Regions from separate parts of the Homo sapiens genome. Here region 2 is linked to region 1. The links are chromatin loops, found by intact Hi-C in ENCODE. Cell type or tissue: Caco-2. All regions are shown on one strand.

What was found. Hi-C counts contacts between places; a loop is a spot of excess contacts. Peaks named below come from ENCODE experiments on the same cell type or tissue, not always from the same donor. Only the 100,000 strongest peaks of a DNase experiment are listed, where the experiment ranks them.
Region 2: it touches region 1 in a loop (2.6-fold over the local background); 2 of 110 quality-filtered maps call a loop at or near these places.

The regions. Positions count from the first base shown.
Region 1 is chr2:8,623,429-8,631,428 of GRCh38, reverse strand. The region is part of intron 1 of LOC105373411 (a long non-coding RNA gene); the gene reads left to right. Among named protein-coding and RNA genes, the nearest start is that of LINC01814, 44 kb to the right of the region's middle. In Caco-2, a CTCF peak has its summit at 3,585 (motif pointing left); DNase peaks (open chromatin) are centred at 3,488, 4,188, 5,868, 6,128 and 4 weaker places; H3K4me3 peaks cover 708 bases.
Region 2 is chr2:8,121,549-8,129,548 of GRCh38, reverse strand. The region is part of intron 7 of LINC00299 (long intergenic non-protein coding RNA 299); the gene reads left to right. Among named protein-coding and RNA genes, the nearest start is that of LINC00298, 150 kb to the right of the region's middle. In Caco-2, no CTCF peak of the experiment used is centred here; a DNase peak (open chromatin) is centred at 3,528.

The DNA of each region.
Region 1 (8,000 bases):
AGGACTCCGGCTTCCTGTCTGGGCGGCTCCACTTCTCGCCCCGCAGTGCCTCACCCTGCCACCCTGTCTCTCCGGGGTCTGCAATGAGAGGTACTGCCTCTGACAAAGGCGCTTGGGAGGAGCGTGTGGAGCAGGAGAAGAGTGCCTGGGAGCAGGGGTCAGCAGGGACAGGGGCCAGGTCTACGCAGAGGATGCTATGGTGGCCAAGGGGAAGGGCTGGGAGGGGGCTTTGCAGACTTGGAGAAGCTTTAAGGTGGTGGGTACAGAGGCATGACCAGAGAGGTCGGCCCAGGTTCCTGGTGCTCCTGCTTGTATTTAATTCCTGGCACCCTGGGGTCTCCTAGCTCCAGGGGAGGTGAGTGATGTGCTCTGGCCAATGGGCTGTGAACTGTGCTGATTGGATCCCCGCTGTCCTGCCTGCCCCAGAAGATGGGAAGCCACGTGCCCACAAGTCTGGGTCCCACCATGGCGCAGCCCCCCATGGGCCCAGGCCCTCAGCCTGTGGGGACACGTGCAGTGGGAGAGGGTGGTCTGGATTTATTCAGCCACAGAGACTCCTCGGCAACTTCTTATCCCAGCTCCATCAGCCTGTCGAGGAGGATTAACTAGGCTTAGAAGTAGCCCATGGCCTTGGGAAGGACGCATTGTATGGGGTTGGGAAACACAAAAGCACGATGAGTTAATGTTTATGGGAGGGGAGGTGGGGAGACCCAGGTAACAATCGCGGGTGGTAGTCCAAGATCCTGCGGTGACCACCAGGGCAGAGCCGGGTGGGGCAGTGGCCACGGAGGGGCAAACGCTGCGTGGGGGGAAACTCTTAACTTCTTGCTTCCAAACGAAAGGGTCCCAGTTTGAAGAACTTCCCCCGACCCCCTGCCCCCCCGCCCCTCAGTTTCAAGTGTGTGTTTTATCCATTTTCTTGGGAACCATATTCCTGAACCCCTAAGCACCTGAACCCTAACTAATTTACTCTGAACCCACCTAATTTACCTAACTTACCCTGAACCCCTAAGCACCTACAGGTTTTAGAATGATGAATAATCCATTTTGGATAAAGGCAATCATACCTGGATTCAGCCAGAATAGGAACTTTTCTAAGCAGATTTTTTGGAAAATAAAATTTTGGGACTTTTAAGTTGAGAAATCAGTGAAACCAAGTACAATATCCCATTAGAAACAGCACATTCGTGAGCACTTACTCTATGACTTTATGAGTAAAAATACTGTTCCCTGAATTATTAAAGGTGAGCATATCCCACCTTAAGATTATTCATACATAATAATGATAGCCCAATGTCCTATAAAATAAACGTATGAAAGTATGATGTACATACAGAGGCATTCACTAATTATATGTGTATTGCTTAGTGAATGATCATGTCTGCTGCCTTTGATTTCTTATAAAGTGACTTTTAGGGTAAAATAAATCAGAATTTTATGACAGGTGGCAGGGTGCTTTCTCATTACATTTTCTGTGAATCAGTTTGATCAACCATAAACATACTGAGCCCTCTGCATTTCTGTTGATGGAGTGTCAGTCCGTGCAACCTGGCTACATGTCATTATTCACTTACATTTTTTCTCTTAATCCTTACAGGGGCTTTATTTGGTGGCTGCTGCTTTATTTGGTGGCTTCTGTAACACTCTCCACTTCACAGGATGAGGAAACTGAGGCACAGAGAAATTGTGTAGTTTGTCAAGAGTCACACAGCAAGTGGGGTGGTGGGGCCATAGTCCAGCCCTAGGCGGTCCCCAGGGCTGGATTCTCCTGCTCTCTGGGCTGCAGGGAGGGGCTGCACCCTCTCTTCCCACACGTGACTGGTGGCCTGGAGGTCCTGGGCTGCGTGTGTTCATACCAGGCCAGAGCAGGCATTCCTTCTATGGACAACTATCAGATGGCTCTCCTGTCCCAGGCACTGGCTGGGAATGCACAGCCTGCTGGGTGAGGCGGTGGGGAAGGTCCCATCCTTACTCCCAATGTTGCCCATAGAAAGAGACTCTAGAGTCTGGCACCAAGGGTATTGGTATTTAGTGTGAAAAAGAGGAAAGAGAAGTTTGAAACGGACACAATTTTCATTTTAAAATTAACTACATGGACTTGTCAAGTAGAAATTAGAACCATGCTGATTTCTGGATGTTTGCACACCTAAAAAAAAATCTGGCGGTGACAGGCAATACTTTCTAAGCTCTCGGGCGTGTGCGTCCACTGGGCGTCTTAAAGGCACAGACAGCATCCATGAGACAAGGTGGCAGGGGCGGGGGGCGGGTGCTGGTCTTGCCTTTATGTAAGAAACGTAGGGGAACATTTCTGTCTTTTTTGGTGGGGGGACAGGGTCTTGCTCTGTCGCCCAGGCTGGAGTGCAGTGGTGCGGTCACGGCTCACTGCAGCCTTGACCTGCCTGGGCTCAAGTGATCCACCCACTTCAACTTCCTGAGTAGCTGGGACCACAGTTGTGCACCACTGTGCCCAGCCAGGGAGCATTCTTTCTCTCAAACCACATGAAACCATTGGCCCCAGAATTTTAATAAGAAGGGGGTGACACCACCCATGATCATTTTATCCCAGATATCTAATACTTTTGTGGCAGGTTAACTCAGCTAGCACTCTGCAGGGTGGGGCACCGGTCCCCCCGCCCGCCCCAACCCTCCGCTTTCTCTTCCACAAGGGGGCTCCCGGCCAGGTGGGGTAAGCAGGTTCAGCCTCTTGCGCCTTGAAGTAAACGATCTTGCATTACAAAGTGCCTGAGTCACTCCTTCTCACATGGGACCGACTGATGTAGATGGCAGGGACACAGGGTTTGGCTGAGACCAGCCCTGTGCCAGCCAGGGGAGGGAGGCTGACCCCAGTGTAAGAGGAGCTCAGGAGATGAAGAATGGAGACCACCAGGAACCGTCCAACTGCCTTCTCCGTGCCATGTCAGTGAGGGTTGCGCAGGTGCCTGGCCCAGTCAGCCCTGGGAGGCCCTAGTGCATGACTCCCGGGCGTCTGCCTCGGGGCATCCCTGCTGCTCCTTCCTCTTCACCTCCTAAGCCACCTCCCAGGCCTTGGTGCTGAAGGAGTGGCCAGAACTAAGGAGGGGCTGCCATCAGGTGGATGGGGCATCCATGAGGGTGCAGCGGAGGGACGCCCTGCTGGGAGGGAGCTCGGAGCTTGAGGGGGCTGCCGGAAGGGCCTGGCTAGGCCTGATTCTGGGTCTGCTTGGAGCCTGCACTGCCAGCAATAGTCTCTTAAAGCTGAGGGTTTTTTTTTTTTCTGCCAAAAAAATGTTTTCAGTAGTAGATGCCACTTCCACAGAGATCTGAGGTGCACACAGCCTGGAGTGCGAGGTTCGTGGGGGTTGGGAAGATGCTGTTACCTGGTAAACGTATCTTTCAGGGGACAGGTAAGTCCCCAGGTCTTTGGAAGGCAAGCATCAAGAAGTGAGGGTGGAACCAGGGTGGGGCAGGTCCTGCTTGGATCCTTGCAGACTTTGCCCCGGCTACCGGCTGCTCCCTGTCGTGCGCCTGGCGTGCTGGGTCCCCGCGGCTGCTGTGCTGGGGAGCCCTCTGCAGGGCGGCCTCCTCCGGGCCACCCTCCTTACATCAGCGGAGGCCACTGAGGATCCACTGCAGGCATTTTCTGACACTCAGGGCGGAATGACACTTAGAATGTCCTTTGGTGATTCTGGCGCTTGAGATTCTGTTGAGGCAGGGAGTGTGGCCGAGGGGAGACCCTAGAGTAAGACCTGGGGTAGCATCCCTTTTTTTCTGCTCTCTAGGGGGTGGCGTTGAGGCTGCTCTTGCTAAAATGCTCCCTTTCTTTTGCTTGTCTGTGAAGTCCCACAGCTGTAAGGGAGAAATGAGGGCTGCACGAGGCTGTTCCCCTCAAAGTCTGGGGTTCCCTTGCAGGCAGGGTTCTGAGGGTCCCCGGTGCCAGAGGCCTGGGTTCCACTCCCGCTGGGTCACAGGCACGTTGTGAGGCTGAGGCTGTGGTCCCGTTCCGCATGGCACAGGCTCACACAGGGGAGCTGAGGACCCCCACACGGAGGGGACTGCGTTCCCAGGAAGCCCCCCGTTCCCCCGGCGCTCAGCCTCGGAGGCATTCAGCCTTGGAGGTTTGATGGGGGGGACAGGGAACGGGGTCCTCTCTCTGTTTACCCGCGCCTCCTGGGTCACTCACTGCAAGCTGGGACTTAGCGCAGATAGCACTTGATTGCGCCACTCCCTGCTCAGAGAAGGCCCTGTAATCCGGAGGTTTCCTATTTGTTTTTTAGTTTTATGGGCATTTAGTAAAATGGCTATGATTACGGCCTGTGTGTTTAGCTGTAGAGGCAAATTACATTGATAGCCCTTTCCCCTCTCTCTCTCCCTCTCTCTCTCCCTCTCTCACACACACACTCACACACTCTCTCACATACACTCACACACACACACACATCACTCACACATGTACTGACACACAATCATACACATACAAACACACTATTGCTATCACACAGACACACATGCTCACCCTCACACACAGTCATACACTATCACTCACAGACTCCCACACACAGACTCCCACACACACTCCCACACACACTCACATACTCTCACACTCCACACACACAGTCATACTCTCAGACACACACTCTCAGACTCCTCACACATACTCTCACACACATTCTCATACACACACACACTCACTGTCACAGACACACTCTCGCACACCCCGCTCATCCACTCCACTCTCTGCCGCCTCGTCTCAGCTGGGCCTGCAGCTCCGCTGTGAGCTGTGAGCCACAGGCTGTGAGGAGCGCAGCCACCCCTGCTCTTGGGGGCCGTGGTCTCCTGGGGGGTTTGTCGGGGGTGAGTGTGGGTGCTCCAGTGAGGGTCCTAGCGTTCCCTCCAACCCGCTTCATGTCCCGCTCTGTCTACTGGGGTTCTTCATGAGCCCCATTTCATTTGAAGAAAGGATTGGATAGCTAAAAAGAATCTGAATCCGTCTAAAAAGATTTTGGAAATTCCTGCCCACCCCCAACCCAGGTCTGAGGCACATGTGAGTAGATTTAAGCATGTCCACAGCCAGCGCTTCAAGGCAGGTGTGAGTGGGATCTAGGGCTGGACACAGAGGGGCTGTCCTTGTGGGCTGGGGGCCTGGAAACCGTGCTCCAGGGGTGAGAGGGCCTTCCTCTTTGGAACGCTTTCTGGGACACCTGCAACTGTTTTCTGTCCTCACAGCAGCGCATCTGTGGTCCCCGCATCTGGCCTGCGTCCATCGTCCACCAGTCTGCTCACCTCCAGGCAGCCCCGTTTTCTAGGGCTGCCTCCGGTCCCACCCAGCGCTCCTGGTGGCTGTGCCTGGTGACTGGGACGACTTGGCAGTGTGGTCAGCGGCATGGCCTCGTAAACTCCAGCTTCTGGAAAGGAGCTGGGCCTGGGCCTGAACGATGGTGGTAGGACCCACTGCTGGACCCGGCCAGGTGGGTGGCACGGGCTGGATGAGAAAGGCAGGTCCTGCAGGCTGACTCAGAGTGCCAAGCAGCTGAGGCGGACGTCCCGGGTGCAGTTTGCTTTGAGGGGTCATCCCGGTGCAGCAGAGCGCTTCTGCAGGAGTGGGTCACACGTGGACATCTGGGCAGGCTAGGGACACAGGGCCTCAGTTGCTAGACCTGGCTGGGCTCGGGCTCCTGGGGGCAAGGCCTGGCCCCCATCCTGTTGCCAGAAGATGCCCAGATCAGAATCGGGGGTCAGGGGTGGACCAGATGTCTGGACTGGGGAGGACTCTGCCCGTGCTCCAGGCACACTCTCCCCTGGGAGCCTCATTCCAGCCATTCCCTCTACCAGGAATGGTCTTTACCCACAGTCCCTCTTGGTTGACCCTGGCTTTGGCTGTAATCTCATCTCTCGATGAGGTCCATGTTGACCAACCTATTTAATGTACAACCTGCCCCCACCTTCCCTCACCCCCTAGTTCACCTTCCCCAGTCTTCTATTTTCTGTGTATTGTGACCTTTAACCTACTACATAACTTATTTATGTACCAAGCTTATCATTTATTATCTCTCTCTCCTTTCTAGAAGGTAGACCCTCAATCAGGATCTGTTCAGTGGATTAGTGAGGAAATCTCCAGACCCTACGCTTCACTTTTGGGGGTGGGAACCTCCCCTCCCCAACCACCTGCCACAGGGAAGGAAATACCATGTGTGACAAATAGAATACAACTATCAAAAGAACGCGAAATGAGCCCCATGAACGCCAGACCTTTCAGCCAAATTCTATTTGTACTGGGACAATGAAAAAGTGACTCATTTATCCACAGAAGAGGGAAAGGCACGACTGCTAGGCAGAAGTAGTGTGCATCTCCCGCCTTCTGTTTTGTGCCCCGATGTGCCTAGAAGGTCACCCCAGCCCCTCCAGCCTCTGGGGAGAAGTTGGGCCTGGGCCTGAATGATGACACTGGGGCCCATTGCTGGACCCGGCCGGGCGGGTGGCAAGGGCCCTGCTGCAGACTGGACGAGAAAGGCCAGTCCTGCAGTCTGACCAGGTGTAACCTCGGGGTGCGAAGCAGCTGAAGTGGACATCCCGGGTGCAGTTTGCTTTGAGGGGTCATCCCGGAGCAGCAGAAATACCATGTGTGACCCATTTTAGAGATGAGGAAATGGAAGACTCCTCTGCTCTAGGGCCCCAGTTGTTGCCCCTGCCCTACTTCTCCCGATCAACGCTGCCTCCTTATTCAGAAAGCTCAAGAACCGAGTCCCCAGGAAAACGACATGTTGTTTTTTTTGGCACTAATCATTATTGTTTAATTATCCTGGGAGGGACAATAAGAGGGAAGGAAGAAGGAGAAGGTGAGTCTGGAGGCAGGGCGCCTTCCCCGGGGCTGTGTTCAGCACCAGCACCGAATGCTCTGGGATGTCTGGGCAGAGGCTCAGAGACGCAGCTTGACTCAGAGGGAAGCTTAGTCCTGGGCCAGTTTTCAAGGGTTTCCTCTGTGTTCTGGTCCTGCGGGTGGGCACTGCTTGCTGTGTTCAGACACTGATTAGATTAGGGCAGCTTGCCAAAGACAGGTCCCTGCTAGAGCAGCCCTTGGTGGCCAGGACATCGTGGTTGCCTGTGCCTCGGAGCCCTGGCTTTGCCCAGGTGGTCGCTTTGCAGCATTGTGTGGCTGGGTTGGAGGCCAGGGTGCTGCCCACACGTGGGGCTGGCTGGAGCTCGGCAGTCCAGTCACATGACTGGTCAGGGCCTCCTCAGCTCCTCCGTGCCCAGGGAGGGAGTGGGGCATTCCCCAGTGACCTGTCACAGGTGGCACAGTTCCTGGGATGGGAGGCCCAGTTCCCATAGACCTAGGGCAGATTTTTATCCTGTTCTCAGATGCCCACTGCATCCAGGAAGCTCTGTGTCTCCTGTGGAGCAGGGCTGAGGCCATCAGCTTGAGCTCATTTCCCTGGGGCTTGGGGGTTCGTGTGGCCCCAGTCTGTGTCTCCCAGATCAGCTGCTCCTCTTCCCTGGTCCATGAGCATTAGTGGGTTCTGGTCTGCCCAGTGGGCACCTTCTTCCACATGAAGCAGTGGAAGCAGAAGCAGTGAACACTCCGGAAGGGTCCACTGTGTGCCAGGCTCAGGGACACAAAACTAGATCACGGGTGAAGTTCCACAAGTGTGGGCATGTGGCGTGCCCATTGAGTGCCAGCCGTGTGCCGGTAGCTGAGAACTCAGCAGCGCAAGGTAGATGCAGGCCGCCGTTCTTGTGTAGTGAGACCCACAACAGCAGCTCCGAAGCGGGTGTCCAGAGAGAGGGGGTCCTGACTCTGACTCGGGGAGTCAGAGGAGACCACCCTGGAAGAAGTGGCGTCTAAGCTGAGACCTGAGAGTTAGGACTTAGTCATTTAAGGGTTGGGGGTAGGGAGGGGTGGGCAGGGGTAGAAGAGGGTTTCCAACAGAATAGCATGTGTGAGGCCCTGAGCAAGACAATTTGGGACCAGAGTCACATTTGTGTGACTGGAGAGTGCAGGGCAAGGGAGGGAGTGGTGAGCCATG
Region 2 (8,000 bases), 500 kb after region 1:
TTATTGAGGATTTTTGCATCAATGTTCATCAAGGATATTGGTCTAAAATTCTCGTTTTTGGTTGTGTCTCTGCCCGGCTTTGGTATCAGGATGATGCTGGCCTCATAAAATGAGTTAGGGAGGATTCCCTCTTTTTCTATTGATTGGAGTAGTTTCAGAAGGAATGGTACCAGTTCCTCTTTGTACCTCTGGTAGAATTCGGCTGTGAATACATCTGGTCCTGGACTCTTTTTGGTTGGTAAGCTGTTGATTATTGCCACAATTTCAGCTCCTGTTATTGGTCTACTCAGAGATTCAACTTCTTCCTGGTTTAGTCTTGGGAGGGTGTATGTGTCGAGGAATTTATCCATTTCTTCTAGATTTTTTAGTTTATTTGCGTAGAGGTGTTTGTAGTATTCTCTGATGGTAGTTTGTATTTCTGTGGGATCGGTGGTGATATCCCCTTTATCATTTTTTATTGCGTCTGTTTCATTCTTCTCTCTTTTCTTCTTTATTAGTCTTGCTAGCGGTCTATCAATTTTGTTGATCCTTTCAAAAAACCAGCTCCTGGATTCATTAATTTTTTGAAGGGTTTTTGTGTCCCTATTTCCTTCAGTTCTGCTCTGATCTTAGTTATTTCTTGCCTTCTGCTAGCTTTTGAATGTGTTTGCTCTTACTTGTCTAGTTCTTTTAATTGTGATGTTAGGGAGTCAATTTTGGATCTTTCCTGCTTTCTCGTGTGGGCATTTAGTGCTATAAATTTCCCTCTACACACTGCTTTGAATGTGTCCCAGAGATTCTGGTATGTTGTGTCTTTGTTCTCATTGGTTTCAAAGAACATCTTTATTTCTGCCTTCATTTCGTTATGTATCCAGTAGTCATTCAGGAGCAGGTTGTTCAGTTTCCATGTAGTTGAGCGGTTTTGAGTGAGTTTCTTAATCCTGATTTGATTGCACTGTGGTCTGAGAGACAGTTTGTTATAATTTCTGTTCTTTTACATTTGCTGAGGAGAGCTTTACTTCCAACTATGTGGTCAATTTTGGAATAGGTGTGGTGTGGTGCTGAAAAAAAGGTATATTCTGTTGATTTGGGGTGGATAGTTCTGTAGATGTCTATTAGGTCCGCTTGGTGCAGAGCTGAGTTCAATTCCTGGGTATCCTTGTTAACTTTCTGTCTTGTTCATCTGTCTAATATTGACAGTGGGGTGTTAAAGTCTCCCATTATTATTGTGTGGGAGTCTAAGTCTCTTTGTAGGTCACTCAGCACTTGCTTTATGAATCTGGGTGCTCCCGTATTGGGTGCATATATATTTAGGATAGTGAGCTCTTCTTGTTGAATTGATCCCTTTACCATTATGTAATGGCCTTCTTTGTCTCTTTTGATCTTTGTTGGTTTAAAGTCTGTTTTATCAGAGACTAGGATTGCAACCCCTGCCTTTTTTTGTTTTCCATTTGCTTGGTAGATCTTCCTCCATCCTTTTATTTTGAGCCTATGTGTGTCTTTGCATGTGAGATGGGTTTCCTGAATACAGCACACTGATGGGTCTTGACTCTTTATCCAATTTGCCAGTCTGTGTCTTTTAATTGGAGCATTTAGCCCATTTACATTTAAAGTTAATATTGTTATGTGTGAATTTGATACTGTCATTATGATGTTAGCTGATTATTTTGCTCGTTAGTTGATGCAGTTTCTTCCTAATCTCAATGGTCTTTACATTTTGGCATGATTTTGCAGCAGCTGGTACCGGTTGTGCTTTCCATGTTTAGAGCTTCCTTCAGGATCTCTTTTAGGGCAGGCCTGGTGGTGACAAAATCTCTCAGCATTTGCTTGTCTGTAAAGTATTTTATTTCTCCTCCACTTATGAAGCTTAGTTTGGCTGGATATGAAATTCTGGGTTGAAAATTCTTTTCTTTAAGAATGTTGAATATTTGTCCCCACTCTCTTCTGGCTTGTAGAGTTTCTGCCGGGAGATCCACTGTTAGTTGATGGGCTTCCCTTTTTGGGTAACCCGACCTTTCTCTCTGGCTGCCCTTAACATTTTTTCCTTCATTTCAACTTTGGTGAATCTGACAATTATGTGTCTTGGAGTTGTTCTTCTTGAGGAGTATCTTTGTGGCATTCTCTGTATTTCCTGAATCTGAATGTTGGCCTGCCTTGCTAGATTGGGGAAGTTCTCCTGGATAATATCCTGCAGAGTGTTTTCCAACTTGGTTCCATTCTCCCCGTTAAAATTTTAATACAAAGGCATCTCCACCACTTAAATTATAAAATAGCAAAGCACCGGAGAAAGCCACAACTTACAGAGATTCAGCTTTTGAAGATCCCAGTTCTGTCTGGGAGGTTTGACACATGGAAGGACAGAGGAAACTTGAGCCATCCCAACTGATTTTCACTCCTGTGCAGGAGTTAGCTATTTAATTTGGCACAACAGTGGAAACGCTATCTTGGGAAAACTGTATTATCCCAATCAAGTGCCTCAAAATGCTGTCAATAGCAGTGACTGACTTCTAGAAGGCCTGGCCATCGCTCCCTCCTCTCCCCATCAGTCCTTTGGGTTCACTCTGGGCCATGTGATGTTTGTGCACAAGAAATTCTTAGCAGACTGGAGCATAAGTCAGACCAAGCTGAACTGTTTGTTGAGCTCTGAGGCCTCTGACAAGCCTCAGTTAATTGTTTAGTGAGGAGCCCTTGACAGGCCAGATCTGGCCGAGGTAGACAAAGTCTAGCCAGGCTAAAACCAGGATTATAGCAGGACTCAAGTTGCCTTTATTCAAATTCAGACATTTTGTGGTACCTAATCTTGTGCTAGGCATTGTGCTAAGTGTTGGGGGATACACACATAAATGGGGAAATTCTTTTGCTCTCTAGAAACTCATAGTTGATTACTAGATTCCATAAATATTTATTAGTCACCAACTATGTGCTAGGCAGGAACACATGAGAGAGCTGATCCTGGGTTTTATGGAGCTCACAGTGGAGCAGAGAACTTGGGCATCCAGCAAGTAACTGGAAGTACAGGTGGCGGAGTCCCAGTGTTCAAAGAAACCCACAGTCCCTGCTCCCTTGGAGGTCACAGTTCAGTGTGGGAGACAGACATGTGGGTTAAAAGTCCAGTGTCGTGTGGCATTTATAAGAGCAAGGATAAAGATTACTGTGAGCTCATAGAAGCCAGCGATGCTAATTTTGCGTGGAAGTGGAGGAATGCTAGTGGGAGGAGACACTGGTAAGAGGGGAGTAAGGCACCCACAAATCAGAACAGCGGGTAGGGCATTCCAGGCAGAGGGAATGTGCTCCTCCTGAGCATAGGAGCAGAGAAGAGCACGGAGAGTGAGAGGAAGGGCGTGCAGGGTGACCCCGCATGGGAGCTGTGAGGCTGGGAAGGCCCCTGAAGGCCAAGTGAGAAGCTTGTTTTCTGATGAAGTCAAATAGATCGTATGTGCTTCCTGCCAATTATTCAGATGGGTTGAGCTCTCTAGGTCAGCTATCTCATGATGGGGTAGTTTCCCAAGAACGGGCTTGGGTAAGTTACTCCCATGAAAGTGTCAGGCATTGTGCAATTTCATAACATGCCCTTTGAGAAGATAAAGGTGACCTTGTGCTCTGGGATCTACAGGGTTTGTGTCACCAAAGCAACCGGAATGACAACATTTCAAAATTCACTTTTTTTCATCTTATCAGTATCACAATGATCAAGTCAGCTGGTCCCTCAAAAATTTAGAATGTGCCTTTGTAAAACGACACAGATAAGAATTTGCTGATGAAATTATAATTCAGTTCTCATAAACACATGCTGGGTCAAACACATAGTCTTTGTTCCAAAGCCTCCCTCTTGCAATGAAGAAACACTCAGTGGGTTTTGTTGATGTTGCTCTGCCCCTTTTGTCAAAGTACCATGTTACACAAATTCATCTTTTTTAAAAGTGAACATTTAAGTGAGTTTTACCTAAGTATTAGGTTGGTGCAAAAAACTGCAATTACCTCTGCACCACCGTAATATTTTTGCAAGATCCTATTAGTTGAGTGGGGAATGCCCAGGTGGCCCATGGTGTAGCCAGGTGTCCAGAGCCCTGGGTCTGGCTCTGCCATTCACCAGCCACATTGCTTGGGGAACGTTTCATACCTTCTTTGATTGTAATGATTTTAAAAATCAAAGGGAACTTGAAAACAATTTAGTCTTCTCCCCTGATCTCATGGATAAGTGCTCATCTGATTGAAGAGACTGAGACAAGATCTCTGTGCTAGTTACACCAAAACCCAGCTTAGAAATGAGTTATTGGAGTCTCACTCCATGGTGGTTTCTCTTACTTCTTTCCGCCTGATTTGTCTCAGTTTCCTCATCTGTAAAAGGAGGACAAGAATTCCTGCCCTGCCTTCTCCATTGGTTTATGGTGAAGATGACACAAGACAAAATGCGCAGAAGCACACTGGCCCTGGGCTTGCCTACACCTGTGCATGTAACAGAGCCAATGCCACCCTCGGACAGACAGGCGACAGGTCTCATCCTTCATGTCCTTCTCCATCCTTTCCTGCTTTTCATCCTTCACTTATAATAGAAACCTATACATTATGGTAAAAATGATATCTTAGCAATTTAGGAATTTCAGACAAGATATTTATTTCTTGAACACCTGCTGTGTGTCAGCCACCTTTTTAGGTATTTTACCATTCAGAAGAAAAGCAGGGCGGGGGTGGGGGGTGGGTAAGGATTAACATATATTATGTGGATGGAATTTGTGTTTGTGTGTGTGTGTGTGTGTGTGTTGTTTAGTCACATGACTTATTTCATAGAATCATTCTTAAAACCACCCAAGGTGAGGCATTCTTATGGCTAACTTACTAGTGAGTAACTGATAAGTCTCAGACAAATGAAATTACCTTCACACACACACACACACACGTCACAGAACAAAAGCTTTATGAGTCTTACCCTTACTATAGGTGAGAGTTTCTTCATCTCAGCATTATTGACAACTTTGACTGAATTATTCTCTGTGGCAGGTGCTGTCCTGTGAACCGTAGGATGTTTACCAGCATCTCTGACCCCCACCCACCAGGTACCAGGAACCCTTCTGCTCCAGTTAGGACAACAGTGTCTCTAGACATTGCCAATGTTCCTTTGGGGGAAAACTAACCACCGATTGAGAACTAATACCATACATGACATGCTGTTATTTTTTATATGATTCTATATCATATTCTATTTAATTTAGAAAAGCTGATTGCAACCTACTAAATTGATTTCCTGACTCACTAACAGATCTTGGTTTGTCATTTGAAAAATACTATTACGGGATTGTGAAATTAGTGGGATGTTTTATAAAGAAGGGAAATGGGGCCGGGCGCGGTGGCTCACGCCTGTAATCCCAGCACTTTGGGAGGCCGAGGCGGGTGGATCATGAGATCAGGAGATCGAGACCATCCTGGCTAACAAGGTGAAACCCCGTCTCTACTAAAAATACAAAAGATTAGCCGGGCGCGGTGGCGGGCGCCTGTAGTCCCAGCTACTCGGGAGGCTGAGGCAGGAGAAGGGCGTGAACCCGGGAAGCGGAGCTTGCAGTGAGCCGAGATTGCGCCACTGCAGTCTGCAGTCCGGCCTGGGCGACAGAGCGAGACTCCGTCTCAAAAAAAAAAAAAAAAAAAAAAAAAAGAAGGGAAATGGATGACATGATTTCCAGAGGCAGTGTGTTGCAGGTACTTTATAGTAATGAGCAAATCAGCATGACAAATTTTAAGATAAAAATACACTACTCTGAAGGTTGTTTTTAGAGGGGATTTAGTTTTTCCAAATACAAAGACAATAGGCTGTTTGGGAGACCTAGTAAATTGTTCAGAGGTGAATTCTTCGGCTGAACATTTGGGGAGGGGCCCATACAGCTGGCAGGAATGTGCAGGGTCCTCCCCAGGGTCCTCCCCAGGGTCCTCCCCTGCCTCCCTGAAGAGCTGGAATGCAGGTGCCTTCAGGATCTGGGAATGTGAAATGATGAAAGGATTTTTTCATTGAAGGATTTATTTGCAAACACGATCCAGAAAAAAGACAAATGATTTTATCAAAAGGTAAAACAAGTAAATGTCACCAGAAAAAGCTATGAACAGTAGGGTTTTCCCTTCTCCTTAAAGGGAGTGCAGCCTTGTACACAATTTTATTAGAACTCTGAGTCTGAAGGCATGCTTGGCATTGGCACTAGATTACTGTGTCTTCCTCAGCACTTTCACTGTTTAGATAACAGTGTAAACTAGGTCCCACAATAAGCAACTGGGTCACTGGTTTGGAGTCAGATGGGTCAGAGTTCGAATCCGGGTTCTGCCTGCTTGGTATGGAAGCTTGGACAAATGATGTTGGTCTTCTAAGATTCATGTTTTTAAATCTTTAAAATAGAAATGACAATATCTGTCTCAAAGCCATCTCAGGGCTTATAAATGTTGTATTAAAAGAAATAAATAGCTCAGTGCCTGGTATTTAGTAAGTATTCAGTGAGTATCATAAACACGACGATCATTACCAAGGGTAGCAGTGATATTATACAAAATCCTAGGCACTGCATACCCTCTGGGACTGGGCTTGTCTGCACCTGTGCATGTGGAAGAGCAAATGACACCCTCGGACAGACGGGCGATGAGTCTCATGCTTCATGTCCTTCTCCACCCTTTCCTGCTTTTCTTCCCTCACTTATAATAGAAACCTACACGTTATGGTAAAAATGACATATTAGCAATTTGCGTATTATGCTCTGATTCGCTGTTTCTTGGTAGAGAGTGAGCTATAAGGAACCCCATTTTTCATTGGGAGCCTAATAGGATCTGCTCAGAAACAGCAGCTGATGACCAGAAATGAGCCACACCCTGACGGCGGGAAGCTTCCAAGTCTCAGGAAAGGACCTCGTGAATCCCCTCTGCCTCCCATTCCAGCTGCGTCACAGGGAGGGAGAACTTCTGAAAACAGGGCTGTGAATGTCTGGTGGCTCAGCTACTTAGCTTCTTAAAGGGAAATAATGGTAGCTTGTAACTCTGTTCCTGGATCAGTGAGGGAGGATAGATGACAATCTATGGAAGGAGAAATTCTGAATTTGCATTATTTCTTGTTGTACCTTTTACAAAGTCTGATGTTAAAAACTGATATTAAACAAAACAAGCATCAGATTGGATGTATGTCCAACAAAAGCAAGGTGGTGACTGAAATCACGGAGGGGTATCTGTGCACGTGGTCTTGCCTGTCCATGCCACTTAGAAACGCTACTTCATCAGAGAGCCTCTCACCGGGTTGGAGCAGTGCCTGGGCAGCCTGTTAGTAACAACAGTTTATAACAGAAAATAAGTCTGATTCTGTTCCAATTTTTATTTTCTCTTTTTTTAATTTTTTCATACTTAAGGTGATAATTTTGGAGGAGAAATGATCCACATAGTTGATACTTCCTTTTATAAGATGGAAGATTGAATGAGATAATATATTTCATAAGCTGTGGCATAATTTTATCTGTGTAAGGTTTGTCAAAATGACCACTAAGAAGGTACAAAAGTCTGGAGAGAAAATGATGAAACTTGGTGATTACAGAATGATACATTCTTGAAATTTTTGGCAAGTGCAGATAGGAAAGAAGATCCAGCAATAAATGCATCCTCTACTCTTCTTTGGACATAGGTCAGTGGGTTCTAAAATAGGTTATGGCCACAGCAGGAATTGTCCTGCAAGACAGCTCTCAACACCTAACCCGCCTTTGCACATCAAAGGACATTAAGGTGCTTTTGAAAATCTCATTCTTGGTGACTATCATAGTTAGAAGGGCCTTTTTTTTTTTTTTTTTAAGATGCTTTAAGAAAAGCAGAAGGCAGAATACCTAGAGGCAACACTAAAATGAATCAGTAACGGATTTAAGCTCGAATGCTTACAAAACCACCCAGCCCAGCAGATTCCAAAATTCACCCTGGTTACACCGTGAAATTCTTTTTTCTAAAAAAGGCCTGCCATTGGAAAGCCTGTTATACAAAATAAATAAATAATATAGCTACGCCAGGGATGGCGAGGA